Linked DNA regions of Mus musculus: region 2 is linked to region 1. A link is a contact called in ENCODE Hi-C or POLR2A ChIA-PET data. All regions are on one chromosome and are shown on one strand. The core of a region is the stretch at or near the end of the contact, and the rest is flanking DNA. Distances in the headings are between cores, read along the strand shown. Region 1 holds the start of Grwd1 (glutamate-rich WD repeat containing 1). Region 2 holds the start of Grin2d (glutamate receptor, ionotropic, NMDA2D (epsilon 4)).

Region 1 (5,540 bases), core at 2,144-4,643:
AGACATAACTAATGGGGGTCGCGGGCAAGGCCCAGTGCATAGGGAATAGGTAGTGGGTACAGGCAACCCGCTGACCCCTCACCGTCTCTCACAGGGTATGTACAGCTGCTGCAGCGCTGAGGCTGCTCCGCCGCCGGCCAAACCCCCGCCACCGCCGCAGCCGCTGCCCAGTCCGGCGTATCCCGCCGCTCGCCCACCCCCTGGCCCCGCACCCTTCGTGCCCCGAGAGCGCGCAGCCGCCGACCGCTGGCGCCGGGCCAAGGGCACAGGGCCCCCGGGGGGCGCAGCGCTAGCCGACGGCTTCCACCGATACTACGGCCCCATCGAGCCGCAGGGGCTGGGCCTCGGCGAGGCGCGCGCGGCACCGAGAGGCGCAGCCGGACGCCCACTGTCCCCACCCACCACACAGCCCCCACAGAAGCCACCACCTTCCTACTTCGCCATCGTGCGCGAGCAAGAGCCGGCCGAGCCCCCCGCCGGCGCCTTCCCGGGCTTCCCATCTCCGCCCGCTCCGCCTGCCGCCGCAGCCGCCGCCGTCGGGCCGCCACTGTGCCGCCTGGCTTTCGAGGACGAGAGCCCGCCCGCGCCCTCGCGCTGGCCGCGTTCTGACCCCGAGAGCCAGCCGCTGTTGGGTGGGGGCGCGGGCGGCCCGAGCGCTGGGGCCCCGACCGCACCACCGCCGCGCCGCGCCGCGCCACCACCGTGCGCCTACCTGGACCTCGAGCCTTCGCCTTCGGACTCCGAGGATTCGGAGAGCCTGGGCGGAGCGTCGCTCGGTGGCCTGGAGCCCTGGTGGTTCGCCGACTTCCCCTACCCGTATGCGGAGCGCCTCGGGCCGCCGCCCGGCCGCTACTGGTCGGTTGACAAGCTCGGGGGCTGGCGCGCTGGTAGCTGGGACTACCTGCCCCCGCGCGGCGGCCCCGCATGGCACTGCCGCCACTGCGCCAGCCTGGAGCTGCTACCGCCACCACGCCATCTCAGCTGCTCGCACGACGGCCTAGACGGTGGCTGGTGGGCGCCTCCGCCTCCACCCTGGGCTGCGGGGCCACCGCCCCGGCGCCGGGCGCGCTGTGGTTGTCCGCGACCGCACCCGCACCGCCCCCGGGCTTCGCACCGTGCGCCCGCCGCCGCACCGCACCACCACCGACACAGGCGCGCGGCGGGTGGCTGGGACCTCCCGCCGCCCGCGCCCACCTCGCGTTCGCTGGAGGACCTGAGCTCCTGCCCACGGGCGGCCCCCACGCGCAGGCTCACCGGGCCCTCGCGCCACGCGCGCCGCTGTCCGCACGCTGCGCATTGGGGGCCGCCCCTGCCCACCGCATCTCACCGGAGACACCGGGGCGGGGACCTGGGCACACGCAGGGGCTCTGCGCACTTCTCCAGCCTGGAGTCCGAGGTATGACGCGGCTCGGGCCCCCCACCCCCGCCGCCCCCTCGGTCAGCGCAGGCCACGACCCGAGGGGACGCGCTAAGTGGACAAGACCCTCATGGGTTGGGAAGGACAGAAACGGACCTGGCTGGACCTCGCCTGGAGCAGCGTCCTGCGCCCCACCCCCTTGCCTTGGGGGAACTATGAGCCAGAGGGGACTCGGTCGCCCAAATCTCACCCATCCTGAGAGCAAGGGGGCGGGGTTCTTGGAGCCCACCGACTCTTTTTTAAACCCGAAAAGGGCTTTTTAACGTCACCTGATTGGCGGGAGGTGTGGGGGGGTCACGCCGCGCCCCACCCCTACGCTCCGGGCCATGGCCCTCACATCACTGTGCAGCTCCCTAGCCCCAGACACACCTCTAGGGGAGCCTGTTTTTAACCTTTCATTCATCAGGACTCAAAACTGTGAGACGCGTATGCCAAACTGTGACTCCAGACCTTGGCCCCGCCACACAGAAACCCCTGACCCCAGACTGTGACTTCCAACACCTAAAATGATCATCTGACCCCAGACTGTGCCCCGACCAGACTGTGACCCTTCATGTCAGACCTCAATGACCCCTCCCTTTTAGATCCTTGTTGGCTCTGACCTATGACCTCTCCTCCACGAAAGTCCTACCTTTACCTGTCTCCCCCCACTCACCTACCACCCCAGATGCCACCAATCACATCTTCAAGTCCAGCCCTTATTTGTGACCCTTCAGTGATAATCCAGCAGACACTCCACCCCCAGGTCTCCTTTCCCAGATTTCAGCAGGGTCTGAGGCTGGGCTGAGAGGAGGGTCTGGGAGCCCACACCTGACCTTTCCTCCCCTCTCCCGCTCCTACACTGCAGTGTTTGGAATAAAACCATGTTTTTACGCCTCCTCAGTCCAAGCCTGAGTTCTGTGTCTGTCCCTTCAACTTCTCTGGAGAAAAATGGAAACTGAGAACTGAGTCCTTAGGGAGGACAGTCAGACAACAGAAACTGGGCTGGTGGTGTAGCGGAGGCAGGGTGTTGTAATATTCATAACACCCTGAGTTCAGTCCCCAGTCCTAGAAAACAGGAGATTGGGGAAAGCACAGTCAACCCCAGGAAGCGGCAAGAGTCCAGGGGAGAGGGGTGGAGAGGTGACAGGGCAGAGACAACACCCCCAAGAGTAGAGATACAAAAAGGGATGCACAAATTAGGACCAAATCTAGAGACCTACTCCTTGCTACTGGCAAGAATGATTTGATGGGTTATTTTATGCAAATGGAGAGTGGCCAACCCACGCCTTGAATCTCCTTAATCTCACCAGTGAGGATCTGTTTCCAATATTTCATTACTCCAATTAACCAAAACTCGGGTGTACATGGGTAGATAAAGAGAGCTGACTCAGTTGTAGCAGCAGCCTCAAGAGAGACTTTCTGATTAAGTGCCTGCTGACCAGAGCTGCCCTGGGAATGCCTGGTTGGGAAATGGTCTGCCCCTGGAGGATAGATCCAATCCACTAACTTATACATAATGTCCAGCCTGTCTACCCTAAAGCATTTTGAAATAATTTAAAACCATCATAACAAGGAGAGGAGAAGAAATCGGCCTTAAAGGTCCTCGGGGAACAGAAGCCCAGTCTCCTTGCCAGTAAGTGCTCGTTTACATACATGAATAATTAACTAAATGGAAAGACAACCCTGGGAATGAAAGGTGGAAGATGGAGAGGGCTCTGAAGCCGAGGACTTCTGTAGAACTACAACTCCCAGAAGGTCTTGCCATTGCTGCGCGGAAGAATTCCCCAAGGTCACACGAAAGACAAAATTGCTCCTAATATAAGTCTTCTCACTGAGCCAGGACGCGGTTACTTTGTGGCGGCCATCTCTCTGCGCATTACCTTCTTCTGGCTGGTTCACAGGTTTCCAAGGTAACAGTACAGTGGGACGGGTCTTAGACTGTGGGAGGTGAAACCCGGAAGTGACGCTCTCACTTCGCGTCCGGGGCAAGAAGGTTCGAAGATGGCGGCGCGCAAGGGCCGGAGTCGCACGTGTGAAACCGGAGAACCCATGGAGGCTGAAACCTGCGACCCAGGAACCGAAGGCCCATCCCAGGTCTACCTGCCCGGCAGAGGGCCGCCACTGAGCGAGGGAGAGGAGCTGGTAATGGATGAAGAGGCCTACGTGCTGTACCATCGTGCGCAAACTGGTAGGCAGAGGGACCTGACTCTCGGGTCCAGGGAAATGAAAGGCCTGTCTTGGGGTCTGGGGGACGAAGGGTCTGGAGTCTGAGGATTGTGACCCTGCAGACTGCCGGCCTTTGGAGGAGGTGGAGGCCGAGTTCCCAGTCTCTCGTTCCTACTCAGCAACTCTAATCTCCCCGCCCATCCCTAGGCGCCCCTTGTCTCAGCTTTGACATAGTTCGAGATCACTTGGGCGACAACCGGACAGAGCTCCCTCTCAGTCTTTACCTGTGTGCGGGAACCCAGGCGGAGAGCGCCCAGAGCAATAGGTGAGACCCAGGACCTTTGCAAGACATCCACAAGGCCCCACGCATTAGGGCTCTCTGCTAATGCCAGACCTAAAAGTCTGGGACCCCAGCCTCCCTCCTCCTTCAACATCCCGGCACTCAGTTTCTAACCCGTATTTGCTTCCCCAGACTGATGATGCTTCGGATGCACAATCTCCATGGCACCAGGCCGTCACCCTCAGAGGGCAGTGATGACGATGAGGAAGATGAAGATGAAGAGGATGAGGAGGAGCAGAAACCTCAGCTGGAACTGGCCATGGTTCCTCACTACGGTGGCATCAACCGAGTTCGGGTACAGTCTTTCCAGGGGCTTGTTAAGGATTCTCTGCAGCACACCCCTCCCCCTAGATCCAAATGTCTCTCAGTACCTCCTCCAGCCCCTCAGCTTCTCTCCCTCCCCCCTCATTTTCAGACATTTTCACTCTATGAGCTGATAAACAGATAATAAAGGCTGAAACAGCTCCTGATTGTGGTGAAACGCAAGGGTGTTACTGAGCTGTTGCTTAGGAACTGAGGCAGGATAGAATGAGTTCAAAGGCAGCTTAGTGGTAGAGCGCTCACCTCAAGTTCAATAAATAGAGCACTTTATGATCAGGTAGATGAGCAAAAAAGGGAGACGGTATACAAGGAGCATGTAGAGCAAAAGCCAACCCGTAGCTGGACCTGTCTCTGTTGGACCTGTATCTGTTACATTATTCCCAGAAGGTTTAGCCTGTAGACAGAAAGCTCTGGGCCCATGAACATAACATACTAGTGGGAAAGGGAACAAGAGAAAGCTTGTAGTTTGTTACAAGATGCTGAGTGTGGTAGTATAAGGGTGTTCCTAGGGTAGAGTTGTTTTTTGTAAATGGTGAATTTGAGGAGGACTGGGTAAGTCGGTGTTCTTGGACTAGAGACCTGCAGCAAGTGTCAGGGCTGGGGTGTTTGTGGAAACAGATTTGCAGAGAAGAAAAACGAAAGTGCCAAGACCCTGGGGTGCACCTGGCACACATGATTCAGAATCTCAGGGGAAACTGGAGAGGCGACTGTGTGTGGAGCAGAATAGACTAAGCGGGGACAGTGACAGATGTGCAGGGTGAGCGCCTGGAAGACTGGTTGCTTTGCCCTTGTGGGCTAATGTAAGTCTTGGTTTCTGCTTCAGGAGAAATTAGGAATAAGTGGAGGACGTAAAGTAGAGGAGTGATTGGTCTGGTACTTGTTTTCAGAGGCTCCCGCTGGCTTCTGTGTGGAAAATTGACTGCAGAGAGCCAAAAGTGTTTGATTACATAAGGAACAACTCACGGGAAGGGTGGCCACAGTACAGGTGGTTAGAAAAGTTTTGAGAGGCGCAGCGTAGATGGGTGTGAGGAAGGAGACAGCCAAACATGGGTCTCAATGTTTTAGACTGAAGGTGAATGTCTTAGTTAGGGTTACTAACGCTGTGATAAGATGCGGTGACCAAAAGTAACTTAGATAGGAAAGGCTTTGTTTGGCTTACACCTCCACATCACTGTTCATCACCAAAGGAAGTCAGGACAGGAACTGAAACAGCAAGAATGTGGTGGCAGGGACTGATGCAGAGGCCATGAAGGGGTGCTGCTTACTGGCCTGCTTGTCATGGCTTACTCAGCTTGCTTGTTTCAGTCTTTTTCA
Region 2 (5,598 bases), core at 1,854-4,353, 36 kb before region 1:
TCTTTGGGTCTCTGGACGCTGGTTCCGGTCCTGGCCCCCAGCAATTTCCCCCAAAGAACAGGGTCATGAAAAGGTAAGGCTGGGGCAGGGGATGCAGGGGTGGGGGTGGGGACACAGCCCCCTCCAATCTAGGGCAGGGAAAGTTGGCCAGGGATCTCAAGGAGGGAAGGGGTTTGAATGCAAGCAAACCAAATGTCTCTGCCCCCTTGTCCCTGAGGGACTGTCTTCCATCTGCTCGCGCGCGCTCTCTCTTTCACTCACTGCCCCTTTCCTGGGTTTCTATGCCTCAAAACCACCCAAGCCTCCCATTCCTCTGACATGTTACCCTGTCCCCAGCTGCGCATAGCTGAATCCCACCTCTGTCAGTCTCTCCACCTCATCTTCTCTATACCCCTCCCTGCATCAGTCTTCCCATGCCTGGCTATCCCTCTCTCCTCTCGCTTTCCCCTCCCACCTCAGAGCTATGAGTCTGCTATTAATACCCCTGCCAAGGACCTTGAGGGCGTCCAGTGACCGGCACCCAGCCCCAAGCAGCCACCCCTTCCTCAAGGTTCTGGAATGCCCTTCCAGGATAGGGATGGGTGTGTGTGTGTGTGTGTGTGTGTGTGTGTGTGTGTGTGTGTGTGTGTATCTGTGTGTGTGTCTGTGTGTGTGAAGTGGGGGGAATAGGAAGCTCTCTGCAGCACAATGAGGGGGAGCTGTTGATCAAAGCTTCTCCCCATGATGGATTAGGGGGCAATAAAGACACAGAGAGCCCCTACCTCCTTACACCATAGACAAGATATGAGGGAAACAACTGGAAAGGCCAGAGCTAGTGAGCTGGAAGGATGTTGGGACTGATGGGGTCTGAGGCAAAAGGGGGGGGGGCTCCTTAAAGGAGAACAAGACAGGAACCAAGACTCCCCGGTGTTGGGACAGGATGAGGCCAGGATGCCCAGGCCCTGAGAAAAAGATGAGTGGACTGCAGAGCTGGGTGAGGTGGGGTACCTGCCAGGCCAAGTTCAGTCAGGAATTTCGGGAGGGTGAGCACTCCTGACGGAGCAGGCTCGGGGTGCTTCTGAGGCCCCTGTAGGATGGAAACAGAGGCTAAACTCATAAGGTGGAGGTCGGAATGGACTTTGCCAGCTCTGATGTGAGATCTGGGGACTTTGCTTCCTGAGGACTGATAACGGGGTACAAGCGCTGGGTAGAAACATTGCCCTCAAGAACCCTGTATGTGAAAACACTGCCTCCCGACAGGGGTGGGGCTGAGGCTGTCCTCCTAGGCCTCACAGTGACAAGGACCTTGGACCCCCAAAAAAGCAGAGGCTAGGGTCTGAGAAGTGGAGGAGGGGGCTGATGGCTGAGCAGCCACCAGGAAGGGAGAGAACCAGTATTAACCCCGCGGGGGCCAGGCCACAGCTGTGCGTTATTTTGGGGAGAAAGGGGGGCTATTCTGAGCAGGGACTGAGCCAGCTGCTTGGGAAGGAAAGGCAATGAAGAGGGGGGACAGGAGGAGGTATGGCCTGCAGGAGGGGGCACCCCCTTCCCTGGGGAGACAAGTGCCCAGGACCTCCAGAAAGGTGGAGTAATGATTTGGAAGATAAGGGTTCCAGCCAGGGTAGGGGGTGTGTGCCTTTGCCCCAACCCTTGCTGTCTAGAGTGGACCGGCCTGTGCTACCATGGCAACCAGACAGGAGACTGACGGCCAAGAGAGAACCCTTCTGTATCTGGACCCTGGCCCATTCAGGAAGCCCCCAGTGCAGGTCCTTGGAGCTTTATGTGAGCAGAGATCAGGCCCCCAGGGCTCCTCCTCAAACCTAGTACCCAGAAGCCTGGGATCCTGGCCCACCCACCCCAGGCAACTAGTATTCAACAGGGGCCACTGGAGGCAACACTCTTCTTCCTTTAATTTACTAAATTGCTCTGGGCTGGAAGCCAGGGACAACCCCCCCCCCCAGCTCCCCACAGCTGTGCCCCCAACCCCAAGACTGGCCTGTGACTCAGTTTCATCAAGAATGAAAACGAGGGGGGCAGGGACAGGAGGAGGGGCTAAGAATGGCTTAGGGTGGTGGGCATTGTCTCTCCTTGGATACCCAACTAATTTCTCCTTCTCTCTCCCCCATACACCTGACCCCTTTTCCTCTCCCGTTTCCCCCTTACTTTCGCCCTTTTCTTTCCATTTCCTCTGCCACCTGCCTCTGCCTTGCTTTTATGTGTGCTGGGCACCTCCCGGGTGGGGGTCTGGGGCTTCGCCTTGCCTTGCTATTTCTGTCTTCTCTGTATTCCATTCGCTCTGCTTGCCTCTCTCCATCTCCACTCCTTCTTCCTGAGGTTGGTGTGTGCCTGACTCTGGGTGACTGTGGGTCTCTGCTTTGCTTTCTATTCCCCGCAACTTTCTCATCTCTCCGCCTCCCTGTATTTCTCTCTGCATCTCTCCTTGCCTCACTACCATCCTCTGCCGTGCTCCCTCTCCTGTGCTCCCTCTCCTGGGTCTGTGTCCCCGTGAGCCTGGCCTTTCATCTCTCTTCACTCTTTCCCCTCTCCTTGACCATCTCTCTCGCTGTCCCCCTCTCCTTTGCTCTCACTGGCGTTCTTTTCCTGGTCTTTGTCCCATCTCTGGGTCTCTTTCCCATCTGTTCGATCACTGCCCCTTCCATGCCTGCCTTCTCCCCCCACCTCTTACCTCTGCATCTTCCCTGACCCCATTACTCACCCCCTCCCGCCTTTGTGCCTCCTGGTTCCCACATTTCATTCCTTCATCTCACCCCCCCACCCCTCCCTCTATTTGGGTTCCATCTTTCCCTTCCACTCCCTCCATTGCCTTTCCCGCTGTCTCTTCTTGTCTCTGGTCTCTGTATGTCTCTTTCCTGCCTCTTTCCCTCTCTGTCTCTCCATTTCTTCCCGTCTCCCTCTCTTCATTTGTCTCCCTCTATGCTTCTGCCGCCGCGCCTTCTCTCACCCAACTTTCCCCTCTCATCCTGACTCTGCATCTCCCTCACTATCTGGGTCTCACTGTCTCTGTCGCCTTCCCTATCTCTGTTTCTCGATCTCTGTCTCCTCCTTCTGTCTCGTTCTCCCTTATCTCTGTCCCTCATCTCTGTTTCCCTCCGTGTCGGCCCCTCCCTCTCTCCATCACCCAACCTTCCCCTCTCGCCCCGTCTCTCCCGTGTCTCCCCTCGGGCTCTGCCCTCGCCTCCCGTCCACGCAGAGGCCGCCCGGCGGGGCCCGCAGGCGATGCGCGGCGCCGGTGGCCCCCGCGGCCCTCGGGGCCCCGCTAAGATGCTGTTGCTGCTGGCGCTGGCGTGCGCCAGCCCGTTCCCGGAGGAGGTGCCGGGGCCGGGCGCGGCCGGCGGGGGCACGGGCGGGGCGCGGCCGCTCAACGTGGCGCTGGTCTTCTCTGGCCCGGCGTACGCGGCCGAGGCGGCGCGCTTGGGCCCGGCCGTGGCGGCGGCAGTGCGCAGCCCGGGCCTGGACGTACGGCCCGTGGCGCTGGTGCTCAACGGCTCCGACCCTCGCAGCCTTGTGCTGCAGCTCTGCGACCTGCTGTCGGGGCTGCGCGTGCACGGCGTGGTGTTCGAGGACGACTCGCGCGCGCCCGCCGTCGCGCCCATTCTCGACTTCCTGTCGGCGCAGACCTCGCTGCCCATCGTGGCCGTGCACGGCGGCGCCGCGCTCGTACTCACACCCAAGGTGCGCGCGACCGCGGGGGACGGGCCGCCTCGGGGGCGGGGCCTTGCGGCTCGGGGGCGGGGCCTTGCGGCTCGGGGTCTTGGATCGGACGTAGTTTTGATTGACTTGAGGCGGGAGGTTCGTCGAGGGGCAGTGCCTGCGTAGGCTGAAGGGAAAGACCTTTGAGAGGCGGGACCTATGATAACTTGGGGGGCGGGTTGTATTAAGATGGGGGGGGGGGGTTGTAAGGACGGAGACAGTAACTAGGGGGTGGAGCCGTCCGTTGGTCAGTTTCCATGTTGGTGGTTAAAAGTCAAGTCTATACAGTGAGGAGTCTGATTTGAAGAGATGTGCTCTATGGGGTTCACAGCACCTTTCAGGGGTCACCTACAAGGGTCAGATCAATAATCAGGAAAGAGGTGGGTTACAATGAGGATTGAGGAAAAGCCAATGGCAGAAGAGATAGATTTAATGAGTGACGACAAGGTCAGAAACTAGAGTTATGGCTCTTGGACCAATGAGGGGAAGAGTCAGTTGGAAAGGGATGGGGTTCAGAAAGAGATGGAGTCTAGTGTCCAGGAAGGCAGAGATGGGAACCATAGGATAAGAGAACTAGGTGCTGAAGGAGGGCATGGTGGGAGGCTTAGCTGGAGGCTTGGAGCCTAGAGGTGTAGGAATGAGAGCAGAGCCATGCATTCTGAGAGTTGGACTGATGAGAAGCAGGCCAAGCCCAAGGACCCTGCTAGTGCTCAAGGATGGAGGGATCCAGTGGAGAAGGCCGAGGGTAGACCCACTCCAATGGATGTAATAAAAGGACTTTGCTGAGAGAGGAGGAAGTAGGCCCTTGAAGTGGGGTTTGAGAATGAGCTTGTCAAACTGTAAAGGTACGGAAATGAGGATTTTGAACCCAGAGAAAACCAGAAACCTGAAGTGGAGTCAGGAGAGACTGGTCCTGGTAGTAGCCTGGAAAGAGACCTGCCCCCAAAGGCCTGGGTGGGGACAGTGGGTTGTGGTAGGCCTTTGGTACCAAAGAAGAGACATGGACTACCCTAATTTGCAGATGAAGCCTGAGAAAGGGGTGTACTAGATGTGGAGCAAGTGAAACCTAGAAGTGGGGTTGGCTGAAGGATGGGGCCGCCTGGGTGGATGGAACCTAAACCAACCAGTTGCCGGCTAGGAAGGCCTGTGACCTTGTTCCCAGAGCACCATTGCATCCGAGGGCCCTCAGGTCTGCCCAAAACATTCTGGGAAAGACCTCTATCCGGCTTCTTTGTTCTTGGCTAGATTTGTAGGCAGATATGTAGGCCTGGCTGCTCCCTCCATAGAACACTGGTGTACACAGTCCCTTGTGCTTCCATTGTTGGTGACTGTGCCCCACTGAAAATTGCTATCCACTTTGTATGTAGCCTGTCACCTTCAGGGACATATATAGTTCACTGCCCTGGGGGAGGGGGGGAAGTGTTATCGTTGCTGCTCCAGCTGTGCTAAATGAGTGCCAAGACCTAGTCTGTTCATAGCCATCCCCTCTGAGGGGTGAGGTCGTCTGTGAGTCTCCAATGCATGCTGGGAAGGCCCCTCTTTTCAGGACAGCTGTCTTGTACCCAGCACTAAACCACTGGCATGTGCCAAAGGAGAAATTCTGATTGCTGTTTGCATGTAGGTGCAGGAAGGCGTGTGAGGCCTGGGGCCTGTTTAGTTAGGTTCGGGATTATAAAACTGAGTTGGGGGGGGGGGGGCAGCGCTCACTTGTACTCTAATGAGGGAGACAAACTAAGTAAGCAACAGATAGTGAAATCTGCCCGAAGGGAAAGCAGGAACGGCTGAGGCTAAGGCTGCAATAGATGGGAATCAAGAGAGGGCTCCAGAGGAGGTGGTATCTGCATGGGCCCTGAAGGATGATAAGGGGTAGCTAGGCATGGAGGAACTGGGGACTGTGTCCCCAGGAGG

What was found. Hi-C counts contacts between places; a loop is a spot of excess contacts on that map. ChIA-PET counts read pairs that join two places held with the same protein, here RNA polymerase II (POLR2A).
Region 2: a loop to region 1 is called in a map of heart, with 3 times the contacts of the local background. The contact joins the promoter of Grin2d here to the promoter of Grwd1 in region 1. A Hi-C loop is called at or near these places in 4 of 37 maps with a recorded cell type or tissue (adrenal gland and heart). POLR2A ChIA-PET finds 5 or more read pairs at or near these places in 3 of 5 experiments (Patski and embryonic stem cell).

Annotation. Positions count from the first base shown.
Region 1 is chr7:45,828,642-45,834,181 of GRCm38, reverse strand. It overlaps Grwd1 (glutamate-rich WD repeat containing 1), which reads left to right and starts at 3,393. Exons shown (of 7, transcript NM_153419.2): 1 at 3,393-3,587; 2 at 3,773-3,890; 3 at 4,038-4,200. The coding sequence starts at 3,401. Grin2d (glutamate receptor, ionotropic, NMDA2D (epsilon 4)) reads left to right here. Exons shown (of 12, transcript NM_008172.2): 12 at 95-1,699. The coding sequence ends at 1,402.
Region 2 is chr7:45,864,186-45,869,783 of GRCm38, reverse strand. Grin2d (glutamate receptor, ionotropic, NMDA2D (epsilon 4)) reads left to right here and starts at 3,103. Exons shown (of 12, transcript NM_008172.2): 1 at 3,103-3,672. The coding sequence starts at 3,217.